Regions from separate parts of the Mus musculus genome. Here region 1 is linked to region 2. Evidence: chromatin loops called from intact Hi-C (ENCODE). Cell type or tissue: left cerebral cortex. All regions are shown on one strand. Each heading gives the region's core, and the rest is flanking DNA. Links, peaks and the distances in the headings are about the cores only. Region 1 overlaps Cerkl (ceramide kinase-like). Region 2 has its middle 44 kb from the start of Neurod1.

Evidence for each region. Hi-C counts contacts between places; a loop is a spot of excess contacts. Peaks named below come from ENCODE experiments on the same cell type or tissue, not always from the same donor. Only the 100,000 strongest peaks of a DNase experiment are listed, where the experiment ranks them.
Region 1: it touches region 2 in a loop (11-fold over the local background); 35 of 42 quality-filtered maps call a loop at or near these places.

What each region holds. Positions count from the first base shown.
Region 1 is chr2:79,367,472-79,375,810 of GRCm38, forward strand. It overlaps Cerkl (ceramide kinase-like), which reads right to left. Exons shown (of 13, transcript NM_001048176.1): 3 at 1,209-1,340. Among named protein-coding and RNA genes, the nearest start is that of Gm22606, 23 kb to the left of the region's middle. In left cerebral cortex, for the core only: CTCF peaks have their summits at 483 (motif pointing right) and 5,121 (motif pointing right); DNase peaks (open chromatin) are centred at 3,434 and 5,120; H3K4me3 peaks cover 463 bases.
Region 2 is chr2:79,496,392-79,504,730 of GRCm38, forward strand. No RefSeq gene overlaps it. Among named protein-coding and RNA genes, the nearest start is that of Neurod1, 44 kb to the left of the region's middle. In left cerebral cortex, for the core only: a CTCF peak has its summit at 3,100 (motif pointing left); a DNase peak (open chromatin) is centred at 3,097.

The DNA of each region.
Region 1 (8,339 bases), core at 105-8,104, 130 kb before region 2:
TTCAAGACACTGAATTTCAGAGATCTTATTAACAGTGTGAGACCCATCTCCATCTGTCACAGCTGAGCAAAGCCAGGTCTCTCCTCGAGAAACATGTCATTAGGACTGCGAGACTCTGATTGGGCCTGTCTCTTGAGTAGCCTAATTACATAATAGACTCTATTGACTACAGTGTGAAGCAGATTCCCTCTGCTATGGTGACGCTATATGGGAACAAAGCCAGGAAAGTTCTGGCCGTAGGCAAAATCCACCCTTCCTGGTGGACATGAGTTGACTTTTAATAAAGCAGAGGAATTTGGTCACCAAAATGTAAGTGCCCCAGATGGCGTTACTGACATTCTTTCTATTAATTTTTTGATTAGCTAATTCCCATTTTCCTTAGCAAGAGGCTAAGTACACTCTTATATTCGACAATGGATCAAGTTCCAGGTTTCTCCAAAAGCAACTTAAAAACAGCAGCATAGTGCTTAGCTTTGACCTCACCAGCAGGGGTCAGGGTCAGAACAAAAAACCAACCCAAGGGAGCCACAGAAAAACACTAGGCAGAAATTCGAAAGTAGCATACGTCTTCTCGAAGATGTCAAAAACCATAGTTTCCTTTCAAATAATACCTAACGGTTGTCACCATGAAAGAAGTCACCTGTATCAGAGTTTCTACTGCTTCGACAAAACACCACAACCAAAAACCAAGTTGCTGTTCGTTACTGAAGAATAGCAGGACAGGAACTCAACAGGGCAAGATCCTGGAGCCAGACACGAATGCGGAAGCCATGGAGGCGTGCTGCTTACTGGCTTGTTTCTCACGGCTTGCTTAGTCTGCTTTCTTATAGAACCCAGGACCGCCAACTCAGGCCCTTCCCGCCTACATCTCTAATTGAGGAAATGCCTTCAGCAGTAGGATCTCAAGTGGGCATTTTCTCAACTGAGGCTCCTTCCTCTCTATGACTCTAACTTGTGTCAACTTGACATCCAAACCATTCAATACAGAAGTTTAAAATATTGCTATTGCAATACAAAATAGCACGATAAAAGAATGGCAGCTCTGACGCTCGCCCAGGTTACGAGACACAGGAAGGGGACACAGGAAGAAAGCCCTACTGTTAGGAGCACCGTCCGTGCTTAGATAGGATGGCTGAGGGCTCCCTGTGGAGCTTTAAGTGGTACCCTTACACACAGACACAAACAGACAAACAAACCAACAGACGCACTTGTCACATCAGTCTCTATGCCCGCAAGCTTCAGCAGAGGCTCCACCTTCTCGTAATAGACGTGGACAGACTCCTTTCTGTGACTCTGGGGGTTGAGGAGGATCTTGAGAGCCTTGGGCCTGCTTGTGAAACCTAAAATGAAAATGAGTAAGGTTAGGTTGTCCATCAGAATATCCCACTCATATCTCAATGGCATTTGCTATTTGCGCCTTATAGTCTCCCTTGGATGTGACGTCATTTTAACCGGCTGCTTCCCTACAGGTGAAACACGATGCGCTCCCTCTTCGAGTAAACCGTGTGTCATAGGGAACATTTTATACAGAAAGAAGGAAATAAATAAACAACAGTAGCAGCTCACAAACATGAAAGCACGGCTGATGCCTGCTGACCCACGCACAGATCAGGCGCTGCTTTACGGAGGGAGACAGGCTGTGGGCTGTGACAAACAGGGAGGTGCATTTCTCCTTTGATATTTACATATACTGGAACAGGACACCTACTGACCCCAGGCCTACTGACATCTGACCTTCCCCATGACTCCAGGGACAGAATTGAGCAAGCAGGGAGGGGTTACTGTTTTCAACCAGCGCAGTGCATGCTGGTAGCTAACACAGGGCTTTAGGTCAGAGTTCAAATCCCAGGAGAGAGCAGGGGCGAAAGTGCTTCTCCCTTGGGGATTGGGAAAGCACCCACCTCTCAGAGGCAATCGGTCACTGTGCTGCCTCACAGTTGGGACTGAGATTTGATATTGCAATTTTCTGGGCTCTGCAAGACGCTTAGCACTGAGAACCCACTTGGAGCAGGTGCAGAGCAAATTGTCTGTTGTTAGGAAAGGGCAGGAGCCAAACGGAAGCTGACAACCATTTCTTTTGTAGTAAGCTGCTTTCGGAAGACAGCATTTTAAGGTTACAAAAGCAGTTAACATTCGTTTTGAATAAAATCATCACTAAAGATAAATGAAAGTAAATGTCCATTTATATCCAACTGTGTTTTATACTATACTTAGAATATTTTTCTCTTTCATTATATTTGAAGTAATAGACTTTTTTAAGTCCTACATACTGTTTTGAAATCAGGGAGGGCATGGGATGAGGAACAGAAGAGCCGTGTTGAAGTGTTTGGACATTCTCAGGAAGGCCTCAGGGTCTGTTTTGTAAGGAGCTTCATCGGTCTCCTGGTCACACATGCTGACACTCCCCCACCCCCAACCCCGCCGCCCCCCTTCCATGCCCCATGCCTCGCTTTTTTCAGCTCTTCTATTTGGATGAGCACTGAGAATCCTACATTGCAAGTGCTAGCTCCTGGGCCTTGTGTATCACTCACCACTAACCCACTCTGGTACAGGGAGGGCCCCATGTCTGTGCCAGTATGCTTTCCCAGATTTGCATAGCTCCAGCGTAGCTACTCCGGTCAGTGCTTCACTGTTCCAAAGCTGCCCTGGCCTCTCTGCTGTGGACACTACTGCCCAGGCCCCTTAAAGTGGCCATCAGAGAATGCAAATGTGTCCTGAAGCCAGTTCATCGCCTTCTCTTACATCAACCTTCAAGAGACTTATGGGAGGTTTGTTTTCTAACCTGGCCAGAGAAGATGGTGATGGTAGGAAGCAACAGCACAAGGGCATCTAGACTCAAAGCAGAGGCATGAAACACTATGGGAGTTTGTGGGGGTGGAACTGGACGGGACGGGAGTTTGTAGGGTGGGAGTGTATGGGGGTGGGAGTGTATGGGGGTGTCCTGGGGTATATTGGGGGTGTTTGAGGCAGTGCTACTTCTTAGGGTTCTGGAAAAGCCTTCTTGAAGAAAGTAGTATTTGCGTGAGGCTTCCTTCTCAACACAGAATGCCTTCTTCATTACTCTCCAATTAACAGTCGGACAGGGCTGGAACTTCTAGGTGCTGCCAGCGTAAGCGAGCACACAGAGCCAGGTCAACACCCGCGTTTCCTGAGCAATTTCAACTCCCTTTTGATAACTCCGGCCATTGTACTGCATCAGATGCAGAAGCTGCTGCCGGACCTTCTCCGTTCAGTTTTCTGTTTCTGTTTCAAACATGCTTCTAAAAAAAATTAAAATCCTACCAGTTTTTTTTTTTTCAAGGCTGCCGCCAAACCCCACTTCCTCCCAGGAGTCTGTCTTCATCCGTCCCCGGAGTCTGCCGGGTTCACTGCTCTGCACCATTTTACTCCAACCTCTTCTCTTCCGGTAACTTGTTTTTGTACCCTTTATACAATAGTCTCTGATTGGACGCCTTGGGGCTTCCACTAGCCAACCACAGTTCAATTAAAAATGGGAGGCTTGACAGTACTACATTACACTGTGCTGGGCTTGTTTAAGCATTCGGTTTGACAGGTTACATGGACACTAAGCAAATAACAAAACAAAAAAATAGTTGCATGAAACATTCCAAAGTTAGAAAACTCTTACTTTCAGAAATTAGAAAAATTGATTCAGGCAAGCAATAACGGATCCCTGATTTATCGGATGACAATTAGGCTATTTACATAATCCTAAACTTCACCCTTTACAAGCTACTGAAGCAGCTTTGTAAAGTTGTGAGATGTGAGATTCTGCATCTGATGAGAATACTGTTGCTGTCTCTTAACCAGGAACTGAGCAGGCAAATGTCTCCTTTGCTTTCACTAAACCAGGCCAGAGCCAGGAGCTGGCTTCAAGCTTCAGGTACCAAGAGTCAGAAGTAAATCCATCCTTGTCCATACACGTGTAGAGATCTACATTAGCCGGAAGGTCTTTTCGTTTGTAAACAGACAGTATCCATGCAGTTGGCGTTATAAAAACTGAATTTAATTTCTCCATTTTCTATGGTCCTAGTTTCGTCACCAACACCTCCATGCCTGCTGTGTATCAGGCAGAAGCAGGGGATCTGAGGTTCCATGAGTGAAGCCCTTGTCCTTACAAAGATGGCATCCTAATGGATGGACACAGAAACGAATTCAGATTTGGCCAGAAGGCATTCTACAGACAAAATTACAGCAAAGAAGAGGGAGAAGGTGACTCCCTGGTAGGAAAAGTCAGGTCTTCCAGAACTTTCCAGTTATTTCTAGGGACTTTGTTTTTTTTTTTTTTTTTTTTTTTTTGCTGCTTAGAAAGAGATACATGGTAAATTTTGAGCAAAGCAGTAATAAAACCTCTGGTTTTTAAGTAGGCTCACTCTGGCCTCGGTGTAGAGGCTGGAGTTCTTAGCAGAGCCACAGGAAGGCAAAATTAGTGCTGCTGGCTAAGGTTCTGAGTAGAATAAGATTGTTCTTGCATCAGTGTGGGTGCCATAGATGGTAACATTAGATTTTGCACCTATTTTAAAAGTGAAACTGAAACAGAGAGAAACAATGTGGCCACCAGTTCTTATACACAGTTTATCTCTCTGCTTCTCCCATATCTATCCACCTTTGGGCACTTTTCCCCTTTGGTGTCATATCTAAAGTGTCAGAACTTCTTCCACTTTAAAAATATATGAAAAATCTAATGTTAACGTATATGGCACCTACACTGATCAGGGCCCAGTTGGACTATACAAAGAGGTCTGGATCAGCTAGGGCTGTATAGTGGGACCTTGTCAAAAACAACAGCAGTCACAGGAAATTTATTATGGGAGAGTGTGGATAAAGTAAAAGACTCAAAAGACTTTGATGGATTTGACACAGATACTAAGAGAACATGTGTGAAAATAACAAATTGCACCCCAGCAGAGTATAACAGAATAAGTGCCAATAGCAGCTTTAGTCCTTAAGGGGAAAACAACAACAACAACCACACCCCCGGCACTTATACAAGGCAGTGCGAACTGGAGGCCTGAAGAATTGGAGTCAGAGCTGAGAGCTTTTAAGGGTGAGAGGAGAGAGGAGGAAAGAAGATAGCAGCAGCTCCAGGAATGAATGGTTCATAGAGGTGGTCACCCTGTTAGAGGACTGCAGGGGGAGCTGTAGGCCCTCAGGAGAGCTGGGTCACTCGTAAGGCAGGAGTGAGTCCAAATATCCTGTGTGTGTATGTGTGTGTGTGTGTGTGTGTGTGTGTGTGTGTGTGTGTGTGTGTGTGTGTGTGTGATAGGCAAGTGAAAGTGTAGACGTTGCTGATGGTGGGCCATTCTTCCCAGAGGACAGAGTGAGGGTGTCTGGAGCTGTAGGAAGCAGGAACCAGTGCTGGGTTAGTCCTTCAGATCATGGGAGGATGAGGTCAGTAAGGAAGAGTCTTTCTTCTTTGGTGCTGGGCTAGAAGTCACACTGTTTCTAGTTCTGGCTAGAAGGTCTGCTCCTAACGAGTCTGGATGTGAGAACGTCTCTCTTCAGCCTCTGGCAACACTAGCTGAGGAGCAACATTGCCCAAGGCTAGAGCTCTCCACAGACCATCCTGGTCAGCTGATTATGCTGTCCAAACCTGAAGCCAGATCCCTGGGAGGCCTTACGGCAATGCTTTCCTTTGCCCCAAAGGGCTTCGGTGGAAATGTGAGTTTGAGAAGCTTCTATAAACAGAGTAAAAAGGTAAACAAGGGACAGAACCTAAAATCTTCATCTGCTTTTTCCAGGACATCTAGCTCCCCTCCTGGGAGGCAAACACTGAGAAGGCTCTGGGAATCCTTCCATAGGCACACACAAGCAGTCTGCCTATGCACTCTAAGTCTTTATATGTCATATTTGTTTCTGGTCAGGGTTTTTAAAGATGATTTCGGGGCTAGTGAGATGGCTCAGGACTTAAAGCTCCCACCTCCAAGTTGGATGACCTGGGTTGGATTCTCTTTGACAAAGGATATGCGATTACGATGTCTATTTCATTCTAGTTTCAATTTAGTAAACATTTAGTGAGAAAGGTTGGACTATGAAAATATTTAAAAAGTTGCTTCCATTTTTCTGCAAGCTTGTACATCACGCCATATTTGTCAAGTGAGTTCTGTGTTTCCCTGGTTGTTTTCATCATAACAGTAGTTTGGCCTGGAGCAAAATCATGATTGCTTGTTGTATAGTGAGAAATACATTCCACAGTCTCTTTGCCCTTGCATTTTTATTTATGACATTTCCTTCATGCTGAGGTTTCTCAGTACTTACCACTGAGTTTCTCTCACATTTATTCTCTGATCTCTGAGTCTTATGTCATATTTAAAAGTCCTTTGGGACTTTAAACACCTCTATTTCTCTTTTAATACTTTTATGGTCTCAACTGCATATTCTTAAAAATTCTATCTGAAATTTATTCTGGTAGAAAAAATAAAAGGAAAAGTTGACTTTATATTTTCTCCACTTGGCAGTCCACCTGACCCAGCATCACTCATTAACTGATCAGCCTTTTCCCATGGATTCTGTTTGTTTCCATGATTAATAGCTTGGATTTTCCCATGTTCTATCCTAGGGTTTGTTCTCAGGACCCCATGTAGCTTGCCTGGGAGATACAAACCCACCCCCATTTCCCAGAGTTCAATGCTACCCTCAGATGCACAAAAATCCTGAAGGTGTAGCTCCTCCGGTGTGTGGCTGAAGGGCTGTTCATTTAGTCACTGTAGCACTTTGTTGTGGTCGTTGATGATGTTTGGGATGCTGGAAATTGAACCCAAGGCTTTGCACGTGCTAAATACTTGCTTGAGCCATACCCCACATGATCATTAAAATCAATTTATCTAGCATCATAAACCCTTCTGGTATCTTATAGGATTACGTTAAAATAGGTTTACCTTAAAGAATTTTATGATGTTCAATTTCTTTTACACAAAAAACATATATTTCTTCATAATTAATCCTTCTATATCCCTCAGTACCATGTTAACTATTTTCAGGTAAATGCTGAACAGCTGTACTCTTTCACCTTTTCTGTTGTTGCTGTCAAGATAATTCCCTCCATCCTGCTCCTTACTTTATATCAGTTGCAGAAATCAAAACTATTGATTTCTGCACATAAAGTATCTCTAATTCTCCCACTTTTCATCATAGGGTTTCCCGGTAGCCTCTTAGATGGTCTGGGTTAGCAATTATTTTTATCAGTAATAATGATCATTTTACATGCCCTCTTACCAACTGTTAGAAAATTTCACTTGCTCGGGATTCTATCTGCTATGGTTGGTCCTACCTGTCTAGGCCCTATCTAGCCTTACTGATAAAAGGCAATCCTGTCCCCACAGAGGCTGTTATGTCAGACACATATTAGCATGTTGCTAACGCATCCATGTCTTATGATTGTGAGCATTCAGACACAAGGCTGAGGCCAGGCTTCCTCGGACTTGTATTGCCATGCTGACATCAACTCCATGAACACACCATGAATAGAATCAGTGTTTTGCCTCTCTCTTCCTAGGCAAAAGTATTTCCTCTGACAATCAGGAATATGTCAGGAATATCCTTTCCAGTGTAGCAACTCATTTCTTAAGTCACATATTGGTTCACATACTGACATCTGATTTAGTAAGGTGGCCTACTGGCTTTAAATGTCTGATCAGATTGAATAGTTCTCATGTACCCATGGGACAGTATACTTATGATAAAACTTCTAAATCACCACTATCCAAAGTCATACAGAGGCAGGAAGCAGATATCACTGGGTATGAACACGAGAGGCCATGCTCTGAGTTACATCCCTTGACCTACAGAACACAGACAGCTGGGAACTCTGTTCAACAAACAACAAACATTTTTTCTGTCTAGAATACAGTGTGGTACAACAGGTACAAGATAAAGCTATTGGATCCATTGTTAGCCAAACCCCATCACTGCTTTTGATATCAAAGAGCCCCTTGCATTGTAAAGGATTCAAGTGTATTTAGCTGAGCCTTCAGGAGGTCTGCAAAGAGTGGTGTGAGATGGGAATACAAACCTACATCTAGATTCTGCCTCGATAAACACCGATTTTATACAAGTGTGGAGGGGATGCAATGTAATCCACACAATCAGCATGCTACCCAGTGATTGGCAAGTTCCTCTGGGACAAGGTACCACATGCAGGACTCAAGGCTGCTGCTGTGTTCCCAGTTAAGGGTGGTGGTACTCAGTCAGTCTTGGTGATGAGGAGTGGTGTTTGTTAAATCTGTGCTTCTCCCATGCCTGTCACAGTACCACTCTGTTTCTACAGATATCATTTATGTTGCACGTTCCTTTGCAACGATGGAGATCAACATCAATGGAAAGTGGCATGCTATCTTCTC
Region 2 (8,339 bases), core at 14-8,013:
CCTTTGAAAATAAGGATTTTGATGTCTGCTTCGTCATCTTACACCTCTGGAAATGAAAGTTGAGCCAAACATCTATGATAAGTCATTAGTCATGGGTGAACATTACACGTTGTGCACTGAGTCTTGTTTTCCCTGGTGTTGACAGTGTAGGCTTTCAGCTTCAGAGCCTTACATTCCCATCTGCAGTTGTTTAGTCCGATTCTTCTTTGTCATCCCCACATTAGGAGATGAGGCTCTGTGTGCCTGGTTTGGCTTGGGAGGGCTCACATTTCCACCCAAATGATACAGCTAAATGTACTGAGAGGCAACCACACTAGCTTTGGCATAAATGACTAGGGAGTCCAAGTCTTTCTGAGTGTTTGATCGAGTACTAAAAGACCATAGCTCTAGGATCTGGCCAAGGGATGAGGTTTTTTAAATAGAACTCATAGCTTTGACATCAAATCAAGTAATCTCTTAGTTTTCAGGAAATTCTATTTTTGGAAGCAAAAGAAATTCATAGATGCTCGGGAATTTATGCTTCGGAATTTTCATGGGAGAATTATTTTTAGTTCTGATTTCTCCAAGCCTTCCTTCTCTCCCACTCCCCAAAGACAGATGAGCTCTAGAAACAGGAAATTAGTGAAGAAAAGAAAACACTTCCCAGGAGTATGTGATTTCTCTGCAGCTATTAGTCAGAATGATTTAGTGATATTCTTGCAAAAATATAAAATAAACAATAGAAGAAGTCTATGATGTCAGCAGGCTGGGGGTAGAATAAGAGTTCCACAGAACTTCTCTGTGCTACTGTAGAGACAGCAGTGTTGCAATGAAGAAGGATTTTGCCCTGTTTTTGCTGAACAACATCCGGGATCAATAATAGTAAAAAAAATAATATTATATATCCTAAGAACTAAGGAGGAAAATATAAGCAGGGAGTGTGATAGGAATTGACAGAGACATCTAGATGAGATGGTCAGAAAGAAAAGTCTACTGAGAAAATGATAATCAGATAGAGAATTTGAAGCAGGTGAGGGTGGGATCACGCAGAAGGCTGGAGGAGGTGCTTTCTAATGAGACTTAGCAAGGCAAAGGCCTTTGGGCAGGACTGTGGCTGGCAAGTTCATGGAGAAGCTAGAGGAAGCAATTAGAGGCATGAGCAGTGAGGTTGTAGTGAGAGATGTGGGAAATGTGCAGGAAGAATTCCAGGAACAAGGTGATACAAGGTCATTGTACATACATTGCAGCCAGACATGTTGGACCACACCTGTAAGCTCAGCTTTTTGAAGTCAAAGACAGTTTTGGATCAATCTAGTCAGTGCTACGCTAGCCTGAGCTAGGATTAAGTCCCTGTCTTGAAAATCAAAAGCAAGCAAGCAAACAAACAAAACAACAAAAAGAATATTGTGGGTCAGTGAGAAGCCTTGGTGGGTAAAGGCATTTGCTCACAAGCTGAATAACCTAAGTTTGATCTCTAGATCCTACAGGGTAGAAAGAGAAAACAAATTCCCTCAAAAATATCTCTGACTTGCACATGACCTCTGACTAGCACTCAAGCATAAGCCCACACACAAATAAGAAGATGTGCTGGCTAGTCTTCTGTCAACTTGACACAGGCTGAGATATCGGAACCTCCAATGAGAAAATGCCTCTCTCCATAAGAGCCCAGTGTAAGATATTTTCTTAGTGATTCATGAGGGCAGGGTTGGGTTGGCCCAGGCCATGGTGAGTGGTGCTATCCCTAGGCTGGTGGTCCTGGGTTCTATAAGCAATCAGACTGAGCAAGCCATGAGGAGTAAGCCAGTAAGCAGAACCCCTCCGTTGCCTCTGCATCAACTTCTGCCTCCAGGTTCCTGTCCTGTTTGACTTCCTGTCCTCTGGTTTAAATAGGAGCCAGGGAGAATCTAACTCATGTGATTTTTAAATGCTGGAATATAAACGTTAGAAAAAAAGTATAAGTCCAATAAACCCTTTCCTCCCAACTTGCTTTTGGCCGTGGTGTTTCATTTCTGTGATAGAAACTTTAAGACAATAAATAAATAAAATTATAATTAGGAAAAAAAGGTGTACAACATTTCTAATTGCTATAGAAATTATGATATATCAGAAGAAAAATAGCAAGTAATTATTTGGAATAATTATTTTAAAAAAGAAAGTACAGGGTTCTTTGAAGTCACAGATTGGGGATCTAATACACTCTAGGGGTTTTACAGAGTGGAACAATGTTCATGTTGAGATGGAATCACACCCATGAGCAGGGTAAATAGAGACTAGGTACTGTCTGTCACTAGGACAGCCGTGAGCTGCAGCTATTGCTAAAGCAGAGGCGGGTGCGTTAAAACACACTAGGGGTTGACAAGCAGGTTCATGATTAAGGGAGAGAACAAGAGGAATGGGGTGGCAATTTGAAGCTTAGGAAACGGGGAGCAGGTATATTGCAAAAGGTGTTGTAGGTTACTTAAGAGTTTGGATCTACCTGAAAGTACTGGAGAGCCAGGGATGACCAACAGGGAGATGAATGAATGATCAGGTCTATATTTCTGGAAGATCACTCTTGATGGAGACTGGAGAGCCCTTGGAGAGAAGGATGCTGCATAAGTGGAGCAGTTATCACCATCCGGTAGTGGTCCAGGGGGCAGGCAGCAGCACTAGTCACTATGGTAATGGAAAGGTGTGGACACACCGGAGATATTTAGGTTGACTGGATGTGGCATCATGATGGGAGAGGTTAGAAGACTGAAGATTTCATTCATCATTTCATTCTGGCTCACTCCACTTGATCCATGGTCATGCCACTGACACTGAACCCAGCATGAATAACAAGGTCAGAGATGTCTTGGGTCTCTTGGAGCCAGCCCAGCATCAATTTAACTCAAAGAAGAATTTTTTTTCTGCATTTTCTTCTTCTGCACTGTCCACCAAATGAAAAAAAAATAGAGACATAATCCAATCATATATTATTCCTTAGGTGAATTTGTTTAATCTTCACACTTTAAACGAGGAATATTATTTCTAAGCCACAGTCCCTGCAGATCTGTGTTCCTTTTCTGAGCTTGGCGATTTCACACACCAGCCTGAAAGATGCGGGCTTTTCTAAAGCTGAGCACGTGGCGCCATCTTCGGGACAGTTTGGCAAAGCCTCCTAAGCCAAGCTGACTGTGCGGTTTACACTGGAACTTTCCATCCAGCAACTCTGACTCCATCTTGTTCAGTCATTAAGCTGAGAGCAGTGTTTCTCCAAAGTCAAGTTGTGCGAACCGAGCCTTTGTCTCACAAGAACTGAATCTTAACACAGAAAACAGGAAAAAAAATGGAAGCAGATTTGCCTTCAAAATAATCATTCTAGTTTAGTGTCTGCACTCTGAAAAACAGGTTTTGGTCTTGGGGAAAAAAAAAAAAAACTGCAAGAGGAAATTAAGGCAGTGTGGCTGCAGGGTTTCTGCCTTCTTGCTCATCCTCTATGCACCTTCTGGCTTTGCTTGCAGGAGTTTTGCTCTGGTTTAAATAGGAGCCAGGGAGAATCTAACTCGTGATTTTCAAATGCTGGAATATAAACGTTAGAAAAGAAGTCACTCGAAACTTTGGCTTAGAAGATGTAATCTCATAAATGTATCCAAGCTCGACCTGAAGACTGAAAGGCTGTGAATAAGAAATCACTATTACACCAAGGGCTAGCCACACGAGGAAAATAACACTTTAGGAACACGATCATTTGGCTATGGTCTCATATGCTGAATCCAGATAGGTAAGTTCTAACCCCCAAATTATCTCTTTAGAATTTACTATCTTGATGAAATCTTCCCCCTGCTTCTTAGATGGAAGGCCTCCCTTGTGGCCCAGTCCTGAAATTAAGCCTCAGTCAAAGGCAACCTAATAACCTCAGCAGAAGGACTGAAGTTGAGGGCAGCAGACAACCTGGGACAATTCCCCGCCATGTAGAATTCAGAATGAATGTCTAGAGATTTGAGAGAGTAGGAACCTTCAAGAGGCCGGAATTCCAAAAGACTGCTATTTGCACAACTAGAGGAACTGCCCTTGCCTCATCACAGTCTGTTCTGAATCAAGTCAAGAGATGAAAAGCCATAGTCTCTGCAGATGGAGCAAACAACACATGCTTAGAACACTAAAAAAGGGACAGAAACATATTTCACACTGTTCAAGCAGTCGTTATTTTATGCTTCCCACTTATTCTTGATGACAGTCAGCACATGTTCAATGGTGATCAGAGAATGTTATCATATGGAGGTCACGCTGGCCCTTGTGGGGCCTTCCCCAGCACAATGATATGCTGTACCAGCGTACACTAGCACACTGGGCATTCTGGGCTGACTCTACCTGCACCTGGTCATCCTGCCTCCCTCTTGACAACATGCTATAGTCTGAAGATTCACAGGACTCTGATCTTATGTCTGTAACTCAGCAGCTCTTGATCTTTTGACCTGTTTCTTATAGTTAGTCTTAGTCTTCGGAGCAAAGACCTTTTTATAAAGTTTCCCTTTATTGGATTTTTTTAGACTGCTCATAATTTATGGAGATCACTACACTAGTCTTAACATTTTACATGCTCTAGTGAAAACTGTGTTTTAAGTGATTAGATGCCATCACTACTTTGCTTATGAACTCATTTTGTCGTTTGTTAAAATTGAGTTGAGTGTTTCTTATTCTAGGAAAACTTTTGCTCCTTGAAGACCAAGTAACTATACATTGATTTCTCAAGTGAGTTCACAAATAGCCACCGCAACCACAAGCAATATAGAAATATTCCCTGCATATGAAAGTAAATATTCAGATCTGAGCTTAGTGTTTTTGTTTTGATTTCCTCATTTTTAAAAGTAGAGACAAAAAATTTCCAGTTACATGGTTACTGGGCATGACCAAAGAAGTTGTACAGACTCATCAGTTCCATGCCTGGCATTAGTAAGCACTTGGTGCCTTCGCACCTTATGAGGACATTTTCTGAAATGTCTTTTTAAATGATACATGAAATTATTGCTGTCAAAGAGGTAACTTTGCAGAGGGGGGGGGGCTTTCCAATGGACAAATCATAGAATATTGTCACCACTGGATCAAAATCTAGTAGATAAGTTACACTGAAAATGGCAAAGTGACCACCAGGGTTCTACAGCTCCTTTCTTGGAATTGATGAACCAGGATATTTCATTGCTAACTGACCAAGGACCAAGAACGGTCCCTCAACAAGAACAGAAAAAAAAATACTAATAGCTCTAGGCTAATGCTTTCCATGTAATTGAATACTGTTCACCAGTTCAGGTCTATTGTGTGAAATACACACACACACACACACACACACACACACACACGAAAAATAAATTTAAAATTTTAAAAGGCTCCAATTCAGTTGGCAAAGTGCTTGCCTTGCCTGTGTGTGAGTCCTTAGATTAAATTTCCAATATCAGTTTTTTGAAAGGTGAAAAGGTTTCTTTCTTATAATCAGTGGCTTCTAAAAGGAATGTGTCAAATGCCTTTTTGCATACATTTCATACATTTTTATGCATGACATAATAAGACAGATGCCTTCAGCCATAGGTTGAGCAGCTATGGAAGGTAAAAAGAAGATAATAAGGTCTAGATTTAGACTTTATAGTTCTTGTGTGACTTTAGCCAGGTTGCCAAATTCTCTAACTCTCGGTTCCTCATCTACACAGTGGAGATTCTAACAATACTCCTGGCCTAGGTTTGTTATAAGTTTGAAGTTTTTGTTTGTGTAAAGCACAGGGCTCTTTGTATATAATTAATGAATGATGTTTTTAATGCTAAAAAGAATTTATTTTTAATCATCCTAAATTATATATCACTTTAAAGAGGCTTAGATACTACTGACACCCAGAGACCCTGATTCGGGGTTAGACTTTGTGTTTGGAAACAGCAGTAAGAATGGAATGGAGGAGCAAGTTTCTCCTGTGTAGCTGAAGAAGCTCACAGAAGAGCTGGAAAACTCTATGGCACTTAAGGAAAGATGGTCCTAATTTGGTGGCCTCAATAGAAATAAATTGGAAGGAAAAAGAACTCGCCGATGTAAGGAAGGGGCTAAAGAATCAAATGAAAGGTAAGATTCCTTTGTTGGAAAAGATCCATGGCTGGGGTGGAAAACTAACAAGATAGTGTTTCTGGATATCACAGATTACCACTGAAAGTCTGTCCGTTCTAATGATGCTCGATGCTATCATTTTGCACATGCTGAGACACAAGCGACATCACACATAGTAAGTCTTTCCCAGTCATGTTGCAGAGCACTGGTTAAGCCTCTCTGGTTTTGACTTATGGATCTTCCCCGTGCAGATCCCACGGGCCATCTTGAAAGCATGTCTACTCCAGACAGGCAGAAAAGGCGATGACCTGTGATGTTGGAGGTAACAGTTTTCTATAGGTCCCAGAACTGCAAGTGCTTACTATTTGTCAGAGGTTTTACCAGTCAGAAACTAATCTTACAGCTTTGCCCACATCTATCTGTATGCTCAAGAGAAAAGATACAGGTGTTGAAACACAACACAGCCTGTGCCTCAGGCACTGTTATACAAAACAACTATACTGTTTTTTTTTCCTCCCTGTAAACCAATACAAATTCCTACTCCATCGGAACAAGAGAAAATGGAGTCGCATCTGGAAATCTGGGGATAATTGTACTGCCTCTCATAACTACAGAATAAAGATGTGTGTATTAACTTTTAAGCAAATAAAAATCCATCTTTTTCAGCAAACCCTCCCATGATAGATTTGCTGTAATAATAACTAGCACTGAGCTCTTAATTTGCATGAAAAGGCATGCTGAAAGATTGATACATACTGCCCACTTTATTTAGGATATTAAAAAACTGAATGCATGCGTAATTGATATAAGCCCAGTACTGGGAGGCTGATGAAAGATCATAGTGGGTTCAAGGCAGCAGGAGCTACAGAGTGAGATACTGTAGCAAATAACCAAACTCCTAAACTTCAAGAAAGGTTTGAGCTACCCGAGATTATAGAAACAGCAAGTGACAAAGATTCAGATGGGTTTGACACTCACAGGCATCAGAATCTCTGGGCTCCAGTGGTTTCTTTTCACACTTGAGATTCTCTGCATGCTCATTTGAGATAGTGTTTGAGTGCATTGCTGGAAATATTGGTGTGTATGCTAATTCATAAGGCAGTCTTATGTAACAAATCCCACAATGCAAAGCTTAAGATTAACTGGCCATTGCTCAAGAGTCTATACGTTGCCTGGATGGCATTCTTTTCTGATCACTATTAGTGCATGTCTCTGATGATGTGGCTGGAAAGGTCAAGAAGGCTTCATTCAGAGCCCTACAGACCCTCTCTGATTGTCCTTCTAGGACATTTCATTATAGCCATTTTAAAAGAACAGGGTGGTGGCCTGCAATAAAGCAGAGTCATCCTGTGGCGTAGCAAAATAAATGTGGGACTAGAATGGGCTTGGCATCCTGTTTGATACATTCTATCACCCCAGTGTTTTTCAGCCTATGGGTCATGGTCCCTTTGGGGGTATTGAAAGACCTTTTCACAGTGGTCATGTAAGACCATTGGAAAACACAGATATTTACACTACAGTTCATAACAGTAGAAAAATTGCAGTTAGAGGTAGCAAGAAAAGTAATTTTATAGTTGGGGGTCATCACAACATGAGGAACTTTATTAAAATGTTGCAACTTTGGGTAGGTTGAGAACCACTGTATTGGCAGGAGTTATGAGGCCATCCCAGAGTAAAGGATTTAAAAAGGAGACTTAGCTGGGCAGTGGTGGCACACGTCCTTAATCCCAGTACTTGGGAGGCTGAGGCAGACTGATCTCTGAATTTGAGGCCAACAAGGTATACAGAATGAGTTCTGTGACTGCCAAGGATACACATAAAAACCCTTTCTCAAAAAAAAAAAAAAAAACCCAGAGAGAGAGACAGAGACAGAGACAGAGACAGAGAAACGGAATGGAAAATTCACAATTTTTGTGAAAGAAGTGGCAGAGAGCAATTCATTTATCCAGCACATACCAGTCTTTTGTGTGTGTGTGAGGCCGTCATCCCTATTTAATTCTTACAGGTAGCGTCTGGGGCTCACAGCTTTGGAGCCACAGCAGATTTTAGGACCATGGTTCTTAGGACTTGACGGTAGGAAAGCCATATCTATTTTTACTGGAAGAAAAGGTAACCTGACATGCTCTTAACAAAACATATGTACTCAGGGCATATTAGGGTTCCCATTGTAAAATATGGTAGACAACTCTTTACAGCCATTGCCTTGCAGAATAAATAAAGCAATGCCTCTGAATGTCTTCATGGCATCTCTGGATCTGTGCACATAAGCTTCAGAGGCTCACCAACATGTTTGGAACTTTATTGTCTATAT